Regions from separate parts of the Homo sapiens genome. Here region 2 is linked to region 1. A link is a loop called in an ENCODE intact Hi-C map of the cell type or tissue named here. Cell type or tissue: heart left ventricle. All regions are shown on one strand. Each heading gives the region's core, and the rest is flanking DNA. Links, peaks and the distances in the headings are about the cores only. Region 1 holds the start of LOC105369527 (a long non-coding RNA gene). Region 2 holds the start of LOC105369529 (a long non-coding RNA gene).

Region 1 (9,073 bases), core at 467-8,466:
ATCTCACCAAGTCTGCTGCCTAAGCAAATGGCCTACTGCTGGAGAATGGGGTTGGTCTCTGAATTCCCTCCCTGTAGGTTTTCCCAGTCTCTAAATGAGTCTTGATATGGTTTGGCTCTGTGTCCCCACCCAAATCTTATCTCAGATTGTAATCCCTACATGTCCTGGGAGGGTCCTGTAATCTCCAAGTGTCCAGGGAAGGAGGTGATTGGATCGTGGGAGTGGTTTCCCCCATGCTGTTCTCTTGACGGTGAGTGAATTCTCTGGAGATCTGATGGTTTCATAAGGGGCTCTTCTCTCTTTGCTCTCTCTTCTCCCTCCTGCCACCATGTGAAGAAGGTCCTTGCTTCCCCTTCTCCTTCTGCCATGACTGTAAATTTCCTGAGGCCCCCCCAGCCATGCGGAACTGTGAGTCAATTAAACCTGTTTCCTTTATAAATTACCCAGTCTCAAGTATTTCTTTATAGCAGTGTGAAAATGGACTAATACAAGTCTCTTTGAGCTGCAACCCCTCCCCGAGGCCTGTGGTCCACATATCAGCAGACAAGAGCAAGAAGCCATGGCATTTGGGCTAGCCTCTTAGTAAGCCACAAGGAGTGGTCAAGGCCCAATTGTTTTATGGTATAGGGTTCTTGATGCTCTTTGTTTTCAGCTTTGGGTCTTAGTTATCTACTCTGGGATAGTCAAAAAAGGTAGAGGTGCAGCCCAAGTATCCAAGATCACTGCCCCCAGAGGAAGCCGGATGCTTGAGGACCAACTCACTCCTCACAGCACAGGGATGGCCTGGCTCACCCTTTGATTGGGTTCACTTCTCCCTGCCCCTACTGAGGGAAGAATGGTCCTGATTTCCCACCCTCCCCAGATGAGCAGGCCTGGACAGGTCAGGGGTTTCTGAATAGGCCACACCCCTCAGGTGTGCCCATCGCCCATGCTGCCCAGGAGCCCTGGCTCCTCCTCTTTTTCCCTGCCCCTGCCTGACACTTCTCTTCTAGATCCTTCTGCGAGTTTGCCACTAGGACCACCTTTTGTTCTTGGCCTCCCGGGACATTCCTCCCACCCTTTAATCCACAGCCCCATTGCCTTCCAGAGTTCCCTGCTGCCCTGCTCCCTGGACTGCTCTTCTGTCCTCCAGCCCTGGTTCCCTCAGACAAGCTTGGCTCATCCAACCCGGGAAAACTCCTGGTGCACTCAGGCTCCATCACGCCAGTTCCATTTCGGAGGCTCCAACCCGAGGGGCTAAGAATGGGCAGGGGAGAGGGTGCCTAGGGGAGAGGGTGCCTTGTGCACTGTGACTCCTGGCCACAGAGCTCACACTCCATCCTGCTGGGTGACGGGTCCTTCCCGCGGATCCACCAGAGGCCCTACTTGCTAGAACTGAGCTCACTCTCTCTCGCACAAATATGCACACAGATACAGAGAAGCCAGTGCACAGGGAGGTTGTAGACAGGGAGAAAATTATAAGGTTCATTTAGAAAGCAGTAAAGAGGGGATTTCAATTTCCTTTCAAAATCACAACACGATTATTCTTCCATGGTGACTTCTGCAGGAACACTGAGATTCTGCTCTTGGACCCAGGGCACTGGCGTTGGGGGAGGCTGCTGGGAAGACATTAGGTGGGGGCGTCACATGTGAGATGACTTCACCGAGGGAGCGGGTTGTGGGAGCGAGGCATGGAAGGCTGTGTGTGGGAGGGGTCAGGGAAAAGGTGGAGCTAGGGCAACTGTATGGGTGGACTCAGGGATGGAAGATGACAAGACACCTCACATGAGTGTCTGCGTGCATGTCAGGGGCTGGACCGGAGCCATGCCAGCAAGGTACTTCAGGCACAAAGTTAAGGAGGCATAGCTCTCAGATTTGTGTAAGTGGGTACTATTTGCACAGGATGCCGGCTGGGTTCTGCACCATTTTTGAGGGGACATTATTTTATCTACTGTTATCTCATGATCGCCCCCTCCTCTCCTCTTCCATCTCCCGCCATGGGTGCTTAAAAGCAAACACTAGAAATGTATCTGGAAGAGGAAAGGCAGTAGGTGAGCAAACATCTGTCCATTTGTCAATGAAAAGAGGAAGTGGGTTTAAGTAACAAATAGAGGGGATTAAGGTAGATATCACAAAGCACTTATATTGAGGACTTTTGAGCAGAATTATGGAGGAAGACCCTCAGCTGAAAGGCAAAGAATACATTATAGCTGCATGGGGAATGGTGCTGACTGCAGAGCCAGACAGACTTGGGTTTGAAGCCTGGCAACTGCTACTTTTTAGCTGTGTGACAATGGCAAGCCACTGGACTTCCCTGGGCCTCTTCTATAACATGTTGATAAAAATATGAACTGCACAGGGTTATTGTGAGGGATAATGAGATAGGTTAGAAAGCGCTGAGATTCTCATGAGATCATTGAACGTGGTCCTGCCCTGAGGAGGGCAGTGGGAGGAAGTGATCTTGGAGTAAGGTGTGAGCTCCTTGAAGATGGGCTGAGCCTGCACCTGTGGAAGCCCTGGGTGGCTGTGCAACCAGCTTTTGCTGTTAGATGAATGCAGAGCTGGACTGCCCTTTGTCAGGACCTCCTGTCTCTGGCTTCTGAAGATCGGCTGTTAAAGCTGTGGTCTGGGGAAGGGTTCCTGCAGAGGATCCAGATAAATCACATGACCTCCGTGCTACCCTGTGGAGCTAAGAGCAGGTTGGGGCCGCTGGCTTGGGGCCCCCAAGTGGGTGGGACTCCTGACAGTTGAGGACGAGGTAGTGGCACCTGCCTGCTCGGCAGTGGAAGAACACCCGACCCCTTTGCGACTACACAGGCTGGCTCTGCTTGATGTCGATATGCTTAATGATTTGTGACATGATTGATACAGAAAGCGAACTTGCTATATTCCATCTGTTGAAAGGGAAATGGTGGCAAAGTGGCACATTCCAGGGAAAATCAGGATGCTGAGTGGAGCACGCTGGTGGGGCACTGGGCTGGGGTAGGGGAGTAAGAGGACAGATTCCAGCAAGATTGAGCCTGTGTCCAGCCGGGGCAGCCTAGACACGGAACCAGAAAAAGACCAGACATCAGGAAGAGCGTGAGGTGGGGGATCGGGGAACTATTCAGAAATTAGGGGCCCAGGGGACTGGAAGCCCTCACTTCCCTCTGTGCCTGCTCCTGCGGGGCTTGGGGCAATTGGAGAACACCTCTGTGCTTTTGCCCCTGTACCAGATATAGACAGCGTCCGCCTAGGACCCACGTATTCCCCTCACCACTTCTGTGAACCGTGGCTTTACTTCTGCCTGCTCTGCTGGTCAAAGTGTGTCCGGAATTAGTGGGTTCTTGGTCTCACTGACTTCAAGAATGAAGCCGCGGACCCTTGTGGTGAGTGTTACAGTTCTTAAAGGCGGCGTGTCCGGAATTTGTTCCTTCTGAGGTTCGGGTGTGTTCGGAGTTTCTTCTTTCTGGTGGGTTCGTGGTCTCGCTGACTCAGAAATGAAGCTACAGACCTTCGCGGTGAGTGTTAACAGCTGTTAAAGCCACGCGTCTGGAATTGTCGTTCCTCCTGGTGGGTTTGTGGTCTCGTTGGCTTAGTAGTGAAGCTGCAGACCTTTGCGGTGAATATTACAGCTCATAAACGCAGTGTGGACCCAAGGAGCAAAAGAACAACCCCCCCCCCGCCCCCGCCCCAACAGCGTGGGAGCAGACCCAAGCTGGTTGCCACTGTGAGTTCAGGCAGCCTGCTTTTATTCTATTATCTGGCCCCACCCACATCCTGCTGATTGGTCCATTTTACAGACAGCCGATTGGTTTGTTTTGACAGGGTGCTGATTGGTCCGTTTTGACAGGGTGCTGATTGGTGCGTTTGCAATCCCTGAGCAAGACACAAAAGTTCTCCACGTCCCCACTAGATTAGCTAAATACAGAGTGTGGATTGGTGTGTTTACCAACCTTGAGCTAGACACAGAGTGCCAATTGGTGCATTCATAATCCCTTAGCTAGACATAAAGATTCTCCAAGTCCCCACCAGATTAGCTAGACACAGAGCGCTGATTGGTGCATTTACAAGCCCTTAGCCAGACAGAAAGATTCTCCAAGTCCCCACTAGACTCAGGAGCCCAGCTGGCTTCACTCAGTGGATCTCGCACCGGGCCGCAGGTGGAGCTGCCTGCCAGTCCCACGCCGTGCACCCGCACTCCTCAGCCCTTGGGCTGTCGATGGGACCGGGCGCCGTGGAGCAGGGGGCGGCGCTCGTTAGGCAGACTCAGGCCGCGCAGGAGCCCACGGTGGTGGTGGGGAGACTCAGGCATGGTGGGCTGCAAGTCCCGAGCCCTGCCCCGCGGGGAGGCAGCTAAGGCCCGGCGAGAAATCGAGCGCAGCGCTGGTGGGCCAGCACTGCTGGGGGGCCCGGCGCACCCTCCGCAGCTGCTGGCCTGGGAGCTAAGCCCCTCACTGCCCCGGGCCGGCAGGGCCGGCCGGCTGCTCCGAGTGTGGGGCCCACCAAGTCCACGCCCACCCGGAACTCTAGCTGGCCCGCAAGCGCGGCGCGCCGCCTCGGTTCCCGCCCGTGCCTCTCCCTCCACACTTCCCCGCAAGCCGAGGGAGCCGGCTTCGGCCTCGGCCAGCCCAGAGAAGAGCTCCTACGGTGCAGTGGCGGGCTGAAGGGCTCCTCAAGTGCGGCCAGAGTGGGCGCCAAGGCTGAGCAGGAGCCGAGAGCGAGCCAGGGCTGCGAGGGCTGCCAGCATGCTGTCACCTCTCAAAAGCTTGCACCTGCAGCCTTCAGAGGATTGCTCTGGGGCACCTGAGGCCACCACAGCTGGACGTGCCTGGGTGTTTAGCACCCTCTCCCCTTCCCCCATCCCTGTAGAGTGCAAGGATAGGAAAGTCCAGTGCCTTTGCCTTAAGATGGGAAAAGAATGTCTGTGATGTAATTCACACGCCAGGGCTTTCCATGGTTGAGGCTTTTCAGGCTGAGGCTACGACTTCCCTGAAATCACAGCCTTTCTTGTCTTCTTCCCCTTCCTTGTTCGGGAGGGGCCCACTACTGGCCCACTAACTGTTTGGTTCCTTCATGTAGCATTCCTCTGATGAATACCTTCCCCAGGTATCCTTTGCTCAGGATCTGCTTCTAGGGAATCCAACCTCAGTTGGCTCCTAAGCAAGTTCAGAAGTAGGTAATAGCGACAGCACACATGCTTTTTTTATTTTTAAATTTTAGAGACAGGGTCTTGCTCTGTCACCCAGACTGGAGTGCAGTGGCACCATCATAGCTCACTGCAGCCTCAGATGCCTGGACTCAGGCAATCCTCCTGCCTCCGGAGTAGCTTGGACTACAGGCATGCACAGACATGTCTGGCTAAATTTTTTTTTTTTTTTTTTTTGTAGAGACAGGGTCTTTCTGAGTTGCTTAGGCTGGTCTCAAATTCCTGGCCTCAGGCAATCCTCCAGCCCCAGCCTCCCAAAGTGCTAGGATTACAGACCTGAGCCACTGTGCCCAGCCAGTATGCACACTCTTTAGTTTATATCAGTCATATAGCATGACCACCTGGCCAGGATGGTCAGGTCCCAAGTATCCATGCCAGTGGCTGGAGACAGCGAGGCTGATAATCCCAAGCTATGTAGGAAGTGTATGCTCATGTGCTTGGGCTCGCCCCAGGAATGGCTCTGCGAGGGTTTCTGTGGCTTCCCACCCAGGTCCCACTTTCTGCCTCTTCCTGCCAAAAGTGGACTTGCTTTCCTGTGTCTGCTTTGCTCGGACAAATATGACTGTGAGCTAGCATTCCCTGAGCATGCACTGTCTGATAGCCTGAGTAGAGGCAAAGCTTGCTGAATTACGGAATGTTCAAAGTAATGTAGTCTGGCCTTCTGCTTTTGCTTAGAAACCTGCAGTGCTGCGGGACTCAACCTGGATAGTCCAGAGAGAATCTGCCACAGACAGATAATTGAGAATTCACTGTAAATGCAAACAGGTTCTTAGGACACAGCATTTTTTGCTGGCTCAGACTTCTTGAATAGGAAAGAAAAAAGATATATCTTCTTTCCAGAATACTTGCCTACTCAGGCACAGAGGGTGAGTGGCTCATTTGTTCACCCCCAGGATAAACACCTGCTAAGCATCCATTGTATAGGCTTCTGCTGTTCCGACTGCCCAGCCTCCGCTCACCCAGTGGGATGTTGCTGCTCTCCAGTCTCTCTCTGAAGAAATCCTCTTTCCTCACTCCCTTCCTTGTAGGAGGCCCTGACTCCCCCTCCAGGGGTAGGCGTGTGATCAGGCCTGGCCAATCGGAGTGCTGTATCTCCTAGGCTCTTCCTTCAAGGATGGACACATGACAAATTTGGACCAGTGAGAGTGGCTTTGAGTTTTTGACTCCTGGAGAAACAAAGCTCTAACTTCAACCTGCTGGACATTAATTGGTGAGGATATGGGTCTGGAACGCTGAGCAACCACAGGGAACTGGAGAAGAAACCAAAACATGGAAGAAAGATGCAACAAACAGAAAGACCACGCACGTACTGATGACATTGAGCCCCTGAACCCAGCTGTGCCAGGAGTCAGACCCTGGCATTTTCAGATCTATGAATCAATGCACTTCTTTTCACCTGGGATAGTTTGGTTTCTTTTGTTACTTTTAAACAAAATTGATGCAGAAGTTGATTCCAGGAGTGGAACGTGCAAGTGGCAAGTCACGCGTACGTTGTTGGCTGAGTGGAGTGGAGGTGTCAGGTGGTGAGGACTCACGGACCCTGGCTGAAAGGTTGGAGCTCTTGCTAAACAGAAGTGACCTTCAGTAAGGTCCTATTAAAAAGTGACAAGCTTAGGTTGAAAATGGCTGGTTTGAAAGCAGGTGGCATTTACATTAAGCTTTACTGAGAGAGGCACCTCTTGCCTATGACCTGAAATTCACAGCAGCCAGAAGTATGGAGGAATGCAGCGTTGGAAAGCTAAAGGACCGATTCCAACCTAAAATTAGTGTGCATAAAGGCAGGAAAGCAAGCAACCTGGGGACACACTGATCCCCTAGACCCTTCCCAAGCACCTCCTGTGATGAGCCCCCCACTCAATGCAGGGGATGTGGCTGGAGTCAAGGAGCCAAGTAATCCCCTCCCCTCCTTCAGGCATTGTTTCAAATTGCCTCCTGGAGGTGGAGTCTCAGATGGATGCCGGTAAGCTGTTGGCTGGGGGAAGGGCAGAGCACTGCCCAGGTTGCACATCAAAGTCAATGGCTCAGTGAGGGCTGGGGCTTCAGGTACTAACCCATGGGGAAGGCTAGAAGTGGACACCAACAGCTTGCTAAAGATCTGAGAGAATTATTCTACAAAAGAAACACCAAATCTGCCAAATAACCTAAGATGCCCATCATTTACTTAAGATCTGAGAGAAGTTTTTTACAAGAGAAACACCAAATCCGTCAAATAATCTAAGAAGCCCATCATTTAAGGCAATCAATCCTCAGGTCCCCACTACCCCATCCAGTAGAGAGCTGCTTCCCAGAAGTTGCATCTTCCCTGTCGCCCATCCCAAATGTGGGCTTGGGAGAGACAGTGGGCAAGGGAGCTCTCCTGGAAAATACGCTGAAGGACAAAGAACCTTGCTTCCTGCCAGGTACTGAGAGCACTGCCGCTGTGCTGTGGGCGGGTGCCCTCTGTGCAATTCTCCTTTAATTGAAGTTATTCTGCTCCTCCTCTACCATTCTATGCTGTTGACATTTCAGGGGACAGGGACAGGGTGTTAATTGTATAGGCTGGTGCAAAAGTAATTGTGGTTTTTGCCATTGAAAGTAATGGCAAAACTGCAATTACATTTGCACCAACCAAATATCATCTAGACGATGGTGGCCTGGCCATAAGGGGCCACATTTGGAACTGGCCAAGAAAAAGGCATATTTTGGGGGGCAGAATTATAACGTGTTTAATGCATGAGTTCTGGAAGCCAACTGCTTCCTTCGTTCCCTCACTTTTTCACCTCATACTCGTGTGATCTTGAGCAAGTTACTTCACATCTTTGTGCCTCCATTTTCTGTTCAATAAAAGGGATTAGTAATGATGTTTATGCATTTTGGATTGTCTCTCTTTGGCTGCCATCTTGCTACTGCCTGGGCAGGAGATGGAAGCTGAGTGCAGGGGAGAGGTGGGGTGAGGCAGGAGTGGTTGACATCATGTGAACCCCAGACTCAATTGTGCCTGAATTCGGCCTACGCCTTCTTGGCCACTTTTATGGAGAATACATTTTCTGTGTACTTAAGAGAGTCTGATGGAGTTTTTATGACTTGCAATAAAAAAAAAGGCCAGTTGATATACGAACTGTGTGTGTTAACCACTGTATATACAGCCTTGGCTCTCAGGAGCTCTCAGCCTAGTGGGAAGACAGACACGTAATGCAGCGTGGAGAGAATTGAGATAAGAGAGGTCTAGGGGGCCATGAACACATAGATGGAGAGTCTCTAATATAGATATTGGGATCCTAGAAAGCTTCCTGGAATAGGTAACATCTTGGCTGAGTCCTAAAGGAATGGTCAGAGCCAGCGGAAGAGGGCAGGGGAGAGAGCACACAATCCCAGGTCCATCTCCCAGTCACTGGAGATTTCAAGGATGGGCTGGAAAACCGCTTGCTTGGAATGTTGAATGGAGGATTTATGCCTTGACCAGGAGGTTAAAGCAAATCCTTTCAGTGGAGAATACAGCTCTTGGGCTCTGCTGTGGTTCCTGCCCCAAGGGGACGTTGACCTCTAGGGCCTTATCACAACCTGGCCTTTGGCCTGAGAATGTGTTTTGTTTGGCCCATACCGTATTTCAAATTTTTTGGATTTGTTGTCGATATTTAAAATTGAAACAGTTTACAGAAAAGCTTGAATTTTTGGCTTATCTTGAAAAATCAGGAGGCCTGATTACACTGGACATTACCAATCATGTGGGAATGTAGGCCCTGAAGCATGGTGCTCCTCTTACACAAGACTTGTGCGTTCCTGGGTCCACCCCAGTCCCCACCCCTTCCTCTTGTCTCTCCGTGGGCCCACTTCATCCACTTACTTACCTTCCCTAGTAGGCCTCTGTAGGAATTTGAATTTGTGAACCCCATTTTAGACTAAGGATTCACTGGACATGTATTAGGC
Region 2 (9,073 bases), core at 545-8,544, 100 kb before region 1:
TGAGCTGGGTCAGGAGGTTGGGGGTCTCCAGCTGTTCCCTGACCTTGGACTTCACTCAGGAGTTCTCCAGGGATGAGAAAGGTGCTTCGGACAGACCCCCAGTCCACTCTCTTGGACTCTTCCTCACAGCTCAGATCTGCTTGCCAAATCCAGCCTCCTAAGAGGCCTTTGGGGCTGTGGGATCTGCCAGCCTGTGTTTCCTGGGCTCTTGGGCTCTGCATCGTCAGAGAGTGTGAGGGTCGAGTTTCTGCCATTACAGTGGGCCTGCTTTCTCTGTTTTCCACTCTCTCACCACCTTATTTAGTGGCTGCTGGCTTCTCTCCAGACTTTTTTCCAGAGATGGGGCCAAATCTCCATCCTCATCTCCTTAGGTCCTCTTTTCCATCTCTGGTGATGGTATTTTCCATGCTATGGCATTTCCGGCCGTTTGCTGGTGGGGCAAATGCTACTGAGAACAACTCTGAATCTCCCTGCCTGGAGAGTCCAGGAATGTGGTGGTGGGGGCGGGGAGGCCAGGGATTCAAGGACTCTCTGGGAAGCTCTGTGGCTCTTGCCCCATGCCTTCCCCACCCTCCGGGCACCTTTTCCAGGAAAGCCAGGGAAGCTCTATCTGCCATCGGATCCACTTCCCCGGGTGCCTGCAGGAGGTCCCCTGTTAGCACTTCCTTGGCCCGGTGGGGCGTTCAGAAGGTGTGCCGCATGGTGTTGCATGTGCCCAGGTGCTCATGACTCCTGGCTGATGGGACTCCCATTCCTAGAGGTTTGTGGCATCCTCACCTTGACTATTCTTTTGGGCTCCGCAAGGTGATGGCCAGAGAAAGGGGTGGGACTCTGCATTCAAAACCCAGTGGTAGTGGGGAGATCTGGAGCAATCCAAGGCTCTCTTGGATGCTTTGTTCTGTCAGGTGGAGATCATCCACCTATTGTCCATGCTAGAAGGGGCTTTGAGTGTCCTACAGGACAGCCCAGCAGAACAGAGGCTTGGCTGGATGGGATTGGCCTTAGCTTCATGCCTCTCCTTTTGTCTCTATTGTGGCTGCTTTTCAGAGAAGGGCATTTCCCCACATGAAAGGTGAGTATGGGAGTGAAAGCTAATGTCCCAGTGTGCTACTGATACAACCTCTTCCTAAACCACCCCAGACCCCAACAGTCTGTGTCCTCTTCCTGAGCAGGGGTCCCTACAACCTCTTCTTCCACTCTACACTGCCTTCCTCTCCAGCCTTCTCCTTCCCCAGAGCCCCTGGGTAAAAGTCTCCGTCTTGCCAAAACTGCAGAATGCCTTCCCTTTCCCATAAACAGGTTTTATAGCTGTGCCTGCCCAGACGGAGTCCACGCCGGCGGCAACCCTGGCTGCTGCTTGCAACACAGCCCTACGTCATGCCATAGAAACGCTGCACACTGTTACTGCCACGAGACACTCCCTGGGCTGGGCTGGGCTGAGCTGGGCTGGATCCCCTTCCTTTCTCTTCCCATTGTCCCCAGGTCCACTGAAAAGGGCAAGCACCCTGTAAATGAGTTTCCCTCCTGCTCTTGCTGGGTGGAGGAGATAGGCAGAGGTTTAGCCCTTAAAAAGACATGGCTAGGATATCCAGCCCTAGTGGCCTGAGAATACAGCAAGATGGTATTTAACTTACTGCTAGATCCTTGGCGACTGGCATGGTGCCTGGCATATCCGAGGTCCTGATGAATGTTTGCTGAATGAAGAGCTGAATAGATGAGTGATGAGCCCTGGCTGCGAGTGTGCCCCCTGAGTGGAGCCGCTCCCTGGTTCTCTGGTTCTCTTCCATCTCCTCCCCCTGACTTCTCCAATCCTGGCTCTTTCTCTGCAGACGGAGCTGTCATTGCAAAAGGAGCAGCTGCAGCTCAAGATCATTGAGATTGAGGATGAAGCTGAGAAGTGGCAGAAGGAGAAGGACCGCATCAAGGTGAGCAGCCCCCAAGCTCACCTTGCTGCTCCCTTACCCGACCTGGCCTGCCTGGAAAGACGCAGGCCTTGGCTCCCATTTGAGTCCCAGGCCCACGTAGACATCCCAATATGTTTCTTCTGGCTTCTCCCACCTCCTCTGACATTCTCACCAACTCCCCTTCTCAGTCTGAGCCAGGCACTCAGGTGGGATCCTGTCTGTGACCTAATGCCCATTTCATATTATCCCAGCAAGTAAAGACCCCAGACTTTCCTCCAGTGTGTCTTCCAATGTCCTCCAATGTCTGTTCTGCCCACAAGACTCCCCAGCCACCAAATACACACCATTTCTTCTCTACTTATGCCATTTTGGCTAAATGTATGTCTGCCATGGTTTGGGTAATTGCAAACCACAATCTGAAATCACTGCCTGCTTGACCCTGACTACATACACAGCCAGCATACACATTCATTTTCTGAATACACATTTCTACATATACATTCATTTTCTGAATAATGTTTGGTTCTGGTTAGGGTTTCAGGGAGCATATTGTGACCCATGGGAGAACTTTGGGGCCCACAGGGAATGATGGCTCATATCAACCCACCAAGAGGAAGGAGCCACAGGTAGATAAGAAGCGTGGACTGTGAACAAACCTGGCTATCTCTGTCAGTAGGTGGCATCCCTCAGTGATGCCTTTGAATGAGATTCTTGGCCAAATAGGCTTGCCAGGTTGGGGCAGTGGGAATGCCCTGATCCTGTGCTGGAAACCTAAAGACATACCCGACTAGGGTGATTTCTTTCCCTAACTAAAGCCCTGCCTAATCTCTTCCCTGACTCTGGACCTCCAGAGCTTCACCACCAATGAGAAGGCCATCCTGGAGCAGAACTTCCGGGACCTGGTGCGGGACCTGGAGAAGCAAAAGGAGGAAGTGAGGGCTGCGCTGGAGCAGCGGGAGCAGGATGCTGTGGACCAAGTGAAGGTGATCATGGATGCTCTGGATGAGAGAGCCAAGGTGCTGCATGAGGACAAGCAGACCCGGGAGCAGCTGCATAGCATCAGCGACTCTGTGTTGTTTCTGCAGGTAACAAGCCACTCCTCTGTCACTCAAGCCCTCGATTTCACAATCCACTTTTTGAGACCCCCCTCCAACATCCATCCATCCACCTATCCACTTATCCACCTATTCGTCTATCTGTTCATCCACCATCCAGCCATCCAACCATCCATCCATTCATCCATCTATCCAAGCGCCATTCTCTCTGTTTAATTTTTTAAATCCAATCCATTTCTTTACCTACTCTCAAGATGGCAAACAAATATCACCTTTTACCAACTTCAATTGATATGTGCTAGCAGTGCTCTGGGCTCAGTAGGAAAGAGTTGTGAGATCAGTGAATCGGGTAGAGGGGGAGTGGTGTAGGAGTGCTGCATATTTGTTATCTTGGATCTAGTCCGTTTGTCTATTCATCCATTCATCCTTCCATCTGCTAGAGTGTTTTAGATACTACTGCATGCCCAGTACTCTATTAGGTGCTGTGGCGAATAGAGAAGTACAAGACATGGTTTCTGCCTCCAAGCAACTGCAATCCAGCTGGGAAGATAAGACATGTACAATTAAAGAACAATATAGAAAAGTGTGTAATTAAATGATAAAGCATATGGCTCAGGAGATAAGTGCCTGTAGAAGCTCAGAGAAGGGCAGGTGGGCTGGAGGAAGCTAAGACAGCTTTGTGGAGGAGGTGGAGTTTGAACTGGGTCTTGGAGGCCGGTTAGGATTTGAGAGGGAGGACAGAGTCTTCGGTGAGGAGTAAGGGAAATGAGAAGTGCAAAGGCAGCACTGAGCATGGCGTGTAAAAGTTGAAATACCACTGTGGGCTGGGCATGGTGGCTCACGCCTGTAATCCCAGCACTTTGGGAGGCCAAGGTAGGTGGATCACCTGAGATCAGGAGTTCAAGACCAGCCTGGCCAACATGATGAAACCCCATCTCTACTAAAAATACAAAAAAAAATTAGCTAGGCATGGTGTCACACACCTGTAATCCCAGCTACTTGAGAGGCTGAGGCAGGAGAATTGCTTGAACCCAAAAGACGGAGGTTGCAGTGAGCTGAGATTCAGCCTGGGTAACAGAGTGAGACTCGCCTCAAAAAAAAAAAAAAGAAAGAAAGAAATACCACCATGGCTGACCCCAAATTCTATAGTAATTCCTTGCATTTCTTTAGTGTGTTCACTCCCAGTCTTTGCAGTTTGTGTCCCTCTCATAAACCCTATGAGGTAAACAGATGCACCCACTTTAGAGGTGGGAGTCGTGGAGTCACACATCTGAACGCTAGTGCCATCAGGGATGTTAGCATCCAGTGGCTTTTAGTTGAACCTTTTCATGTTACAGAAGAAACAAACATCCAGTGAGGAAGAGTGGGGCTTGCAGCGCTGAGACCCCCAGCTGCACTGTGAGAGCCCCTGGCAGAGAAGCGTCCTCATAGCTCATGAAGACCCAGGCAGTTAATGGTTCTTTCCTTTCTTGGTAGGAATTTGGTGCATTGATGAGCAATTACTCTCTCCCCCCACCCCTGCCCACCTATCATGTCCTGCTGGAGGGGGAGGGCCTGGGACAGTCACTAGGCAACTTCAAGGACGACCTGCTCAATGTATGCATGCGCCACGTTGAGAAGATGTGCAAGGCGGACCTGAGCCGTAACTTCATTGAGAGGAACCACATGGAGAACGGTAGGTCCCCTCTCGTGGCTGGGCCCCAAGGCCATAGACCTTTCTCTCCCAAATCAATTCCTGCTGCCTGACATGGGCTGGCCTCCAGTGAGCTTCTTCTCATTGTTCCCACCCACCCACCCACCCTTCCTCAGGCCGTTTGGACTAGGATACAGGGATTCTAACCCTCCTCCTCCTTTGAACTTGCTGCCAAAGTTATGCAACTATAGGAAGAGACCTCCAGAGCAGGGACATCCTGGGCACTGGCTCCACAAATGCCTCCTCTCTGTGGGTTGTCCATCAAACTCAGAGACTGGTTTCGTTCAGATCTACATCTAATTGCCGGGCCCAGCCCAGCAGCTGTGTGGATGCTGCCACTAGTATGGGCCAGATTCCAAACTGGTGGCTTTGCAGACTCTAGCAGACGTGACCTAGAACTGCAGCCATGCCTGGAGGGAGGACTTGCCTGTCATCATGGCCATGCTGAGCAGTGCTGAGCCCAGAGGCTGGACTTGGCCTGTTGAGCTGGGCTGGGGACGGTGGGACACAGTGTCTCTGTGACTCACCAGCTCCCTTGAAGTCAGCTCTTCTTCTGAGTCATGCTGTCCCCTCAGAGGTCAACTGAATCATCTCACAGAAAACCTCTGAACCTGAGAAACAACATCGTCAAGTCCTTTTCCACCCAGTCCCTTTAGGGCCTGAAGCCTGGGCACTTTCCCCAAGGCCCCACCCGGTGTCCCAGGCGTTGCACGGGGCCTTGAGAGTACAGCCTTGTTAATGACTGCTAGACGTGAATACCCCAAAGGAAAGGACCCCTGATTGCTCTCCAGACACAGCATATGATTCTTTGGGGGAGGAGAAGGGGGTGAGGGGGATAAAAGTGTGCAGAAGGGTTGGGGTTCAGGAGGCCATTTGTGCACCTTGGCGATGGCAATATCACATGGTGTCCCTGTGAAATGTGGGGGACATTCAATCACACACAAGGACAGATAAGCCATTTCAGCAAGACAATCATTTGGCTTCAAACGGCACTCAGATCCCGAAATCCTCCTTCTAATGACAATAGTGATGATGCTAATGGTGATGGTGACAGCTGACAATGATTGAGTGCTCGCTCGATGCCGGGCATTTCACTGAGCTTCTCACGCACATTACCTTATTTTCCCTGTGGGGTGTACTGCATTTTACAGGCGAGAAGGCTGAGGCTCAGAGAAGCATCCTTTCAAAGGGCGCACTGCTCGGTAGGGGGTACGGCGGGGTTGAACACTCTGCTGTTCAGTCTCCCATGCCCTCTCATCTGAGAAGCTGCGGCTGGCGGTGGCTGCAGAAGTGGGGTTGAGGAGTGTGATAATCATCGTCCCTGGGGTACAAACTCGGCAGGGCAGCCCCTCCGGTGAGGTCCGGCCAGGCCTGGGGGATGGCCTAGACTGGGGTGGGGTGAGCCTTGCAGAAACTGTTCAGGCTCCTGGCCGCTCACTGTCCCATTTCTAGGTCACAATGCTGGCCACGGCCTCTGTACAGGTGTGGCCCTGCGTCCTGTACGAGGTGTGTGGCGAGGTGGCAAGCAGGAGCAGGGATGGGCACTGCTGATTCAGTAGCCCACACCTGTGCCTGGGGCCGTGGGGGCGGCTCCTCTGCCTCTGTGTTGTTTTTTCGTGTGGCTGCTGGGAGTGTGTCTGCTCTAGGAGGTGGTGGCCGGTGAGTCAGACAGTGGAGTGACCATCCACTCCTCCCCGATGCTAGCCTGCCCACCAGACCAGGGACTCGTCCACACCCTCAAAGGCCCCTGCGCTAAGAGACACCAGGCCACTTCATCCTGGACTCTGTGGGGCACAGGGCTGGGCTAACACCTAGGAGGGCATTTGTTTATTCTTTGAGTATCTGCTGTGCACCAGGACACTGATAGGCGCAGGTGATGAAGATGAAGAATGAGGGTCTCAGGCACATTTCTCCTCTTGCTCAGGAGAGAGAGAGGGAAGGACAGGGAAAGTAGAAGACGGGGAAGTCGAAAGAGAAAGGAATGGGGTGGAGGTGGCTGAGGGAAGTCAAGTGTCGAGCAGCAGATCTGTTTGAGTTAGGGGGTCTGCAGTTGAGTGGCCCCTGCCATAGCAGCTCACTCCACTGCCTGGATCCCTGGGCCATGGAGGCCAACACTGGGACCTCATCCCCTCACCTTAGGCTGCCAGCAGTGGCTGGGACTGAACCCGGAAGTAGCGAGCCAGAGCTCAATCCCCAACTCTGCCCTTATCGGCATGTGACATTGGGCAAGCTGCTTCTCTTACTTCCTGAGTCTCAATTTCCTTATCTGTCTCAGGGGGATACAACCACAATTGATGTATGGATCAAATAAGAAATGGGCATTAATAGCACCTTGTAAAGGTGAAGTGCTAGGAAGTGTTGTGCACACAATCGTATTTACAAGGGCTTAGTTCAAGAGGGTGGATGGCTCTTTGCAGACACCTTCTCCACCAAGAGCTCAGGAACCGAGTGAATGCTGGGCAGGGCGTCATATTCTCTGAGAGGTTGGGGAAACTTGGATCTGCCTGGGAGATAGGGGAAGGGCTATGGGGTGACTCATCTGAGCCCCAAAAGTCCCCAGTGGCTGGCTCCTCCTTCCCACCTGGCTCCTCTGCTGACCCGACCCTCTGCTTCCTAGGTGGTGACCATCGCTATGTGAACAACTACACGAACAGCTTCGGGGGTGAGTGGAGTGCACCGGACACCATGAAGAGATACTCCATGTACCTGACACCCAAAGGTAAGAGGGAGCCCCTCACCCCAGACCTAGTGTCTCTCCTGCTGCCCAGGGGCCCCCAAAGTCCGTGCAGTGACTCTCAGCCAGGTTCCTTCTGAGTGGGGGTGATGGCATGTCCAGTTTGCCTGGGAAAGTCCTGGCATCTACGTGTTGTCCTGATGTGATGATGAACAGGTCTGTGTTAGCTCTCAGAAGTGTCCTGGTTCGAATGAGAAGTTACCTGGTGCCAGCTCCTCAGAGGCATTCCTCCCGGGCCACACAGGCAGCACCTCTTTGCCCTCCTTGCCTTCTCACTTCCAGCCCACACCTCTGCTTCTCTTTCCTTCCGGAGGTCTCCTGGGCTCCCTTCTGCCAGGCCGGTGCTGTGTTTTGCTTTGGCTCAGGTTTTGTAGGGGCTGAGCCCTGTGAGATGGCTGCCGACCCCAGGACCATTCTGCTCCCCTAGGCAGGGAGAGTGGTCCCTCCTCTTCTGAGTTTCCTGGCTCTGCACCCTGGCCCCCTTGGCCCTCCCTCTCAGGCCCTGGACAGTCCCAGCCTGCAAGGTGCCGGCCTAGCACAGACCAGTGCCTGCCTGTCCTTGCCCTGTGGTGGCCTCTCACATTCTTGGGCGCCAGCAACAAACCACAGCAATACCCGTTACATAAGGGTGGGTGTGCCAGCCCTCGGACCATGAGGGTGTGTGCCTGTGCATGTGGGAGAGGGAGGCTGGGGGAGGAGGGAGGCCTGGGTAAGGCACAGGGGCTGGGGAGGGGGAAGCCTCCGGGAGCTAATCAGTAATTCACACACGTCTTTCACACACACACACACACACACACACACACACACTCACACACACAATGGGAGAGGCTTGGGGGATTTGGAGAGATGAGCTCAACAGAAAAGCACCTGTGCCGCCCCACCCAGTTTGAAAACAACCCCTGGGCTTCTTGGTTGTTGGGCTTTCCCTCCTCTGACATTCCTGGTGTGGGCCAGGCCCCAGCCGGCCAGCCTGCCTCCTCCCTGCCTGGGGTGCTGTGCCTTTGGGCAAGTTCTGGGAGTGCCGGCCCCAGCACCCCTCTCCTCAGAACCCCTACCTGGCCTCGCCCTGGCCCTGTCCCTCCTGTCTCTCCCTTCCATCCATGGACCAGGCCCTGGGGTGCCATCGAGTGCCCTGACAGGCTCCTGCGGGTCTCTCCTGCTCTGTAGGAGACTGAGGGCCCAGTGTGAGCCTCCTGCAGGTTGTGGGAGGGGGTGGAGGGAACAGCAGCACCCACTATGATGCCACCCCGAGGGCCTAGGGCCTGGGGCATCTTGGGCAGGCCTCAGTACCTGTATCTGAAGAGAGGGGAGGTTGTGCTCACATGCTGGGAGACTTCCCAGCTCTGCACTGTGAGTCAGTCTATGATGTCTGTGATGGAAGAAACAGGTTCCCCCGGCATCCCTGCCCAAGCACTGTGGGTAGCCTGTGCCGAGGACAGGAGGGACAGGAAATCTGCCCTCTGGGAGCTCCCAGGCTCAGGGTGGAGTTGGGGGGAGAACAGGAAGCAATCACCAAGGAGATGAAAGAAACAAGGCCCCTAAAGGGACTGGGTCCTGAGTCTGGGAGCTTTGAGGTCAGTGGGATTGACAGTGGCTGTGACTCCTTCCCTGGAGGGGTGAATTTCCAGGAACCTGTGCTCAGTAGAGGGAGCATGACTGCGAAGGGCAGAGGGCATCAGGGAACACA

Evidence for each region. A loop is a pair of places that touch in the nucleus more often than their neighbours do. Peaks named below come from ENCODE experiments on the same cell type or tissue, not always from the same donor. Only the 100,000 strongest peaks of a DNase experiment are listed, where the experiment ranks them.
Region 2: a loop joins it to region 1, with 4 times the contacts of the local background. A loop is called at or near these places in 1 of 110 quality-filtered maps.

What each region holds. Positions count from the first base shown.
Region 1 is chr11:120,021,365-120,030,437 of GRCh38, reverse strand. LOC105369527 (a long non-coding RNA gene) reads right to left here and starts at 3,685. Exons shown (of 2, transcript XR_948085.4): 1 at 3,236-3,685; 2 at 1,443-1,598. RefSeq lists an enhancer at 6,878-7,379. In heart left ventricle, for the core only: no CTCF peak of the experiment used is centred there; DNase peaks (open chromatin) are centred at 4,211 and 4,480; H3K27me3 peaks cover 1,352 bases.
Region 2 is chr11:120,121,252-120,130,324 of GRCh38, reverse strand. It overlaps TRIM29 (tripartite motif containing 29), which reads left to right. Exons shown (of 9, transcript NM_012101.4): 2 at 1,830-1,925; 3 at 2,756-2,989; 4 at 4,436-4,634; 5 at 7,270-7,371. It overlaps LOC105369529 (a long non-coding RNA gene), which reads right to left and starts at 1,831. Exons shown (of 3, transcript XR_948100.3): 1 at 1,635-1,831. RefSeq lists enhancers at 5,090-5,384, 4,522-5,721, 6,143-6,650. In heart left ventricle, for the core only: no CTCF peak of the experiment used is centred there; a DNase peak (open chromatin) is centred at 5,102.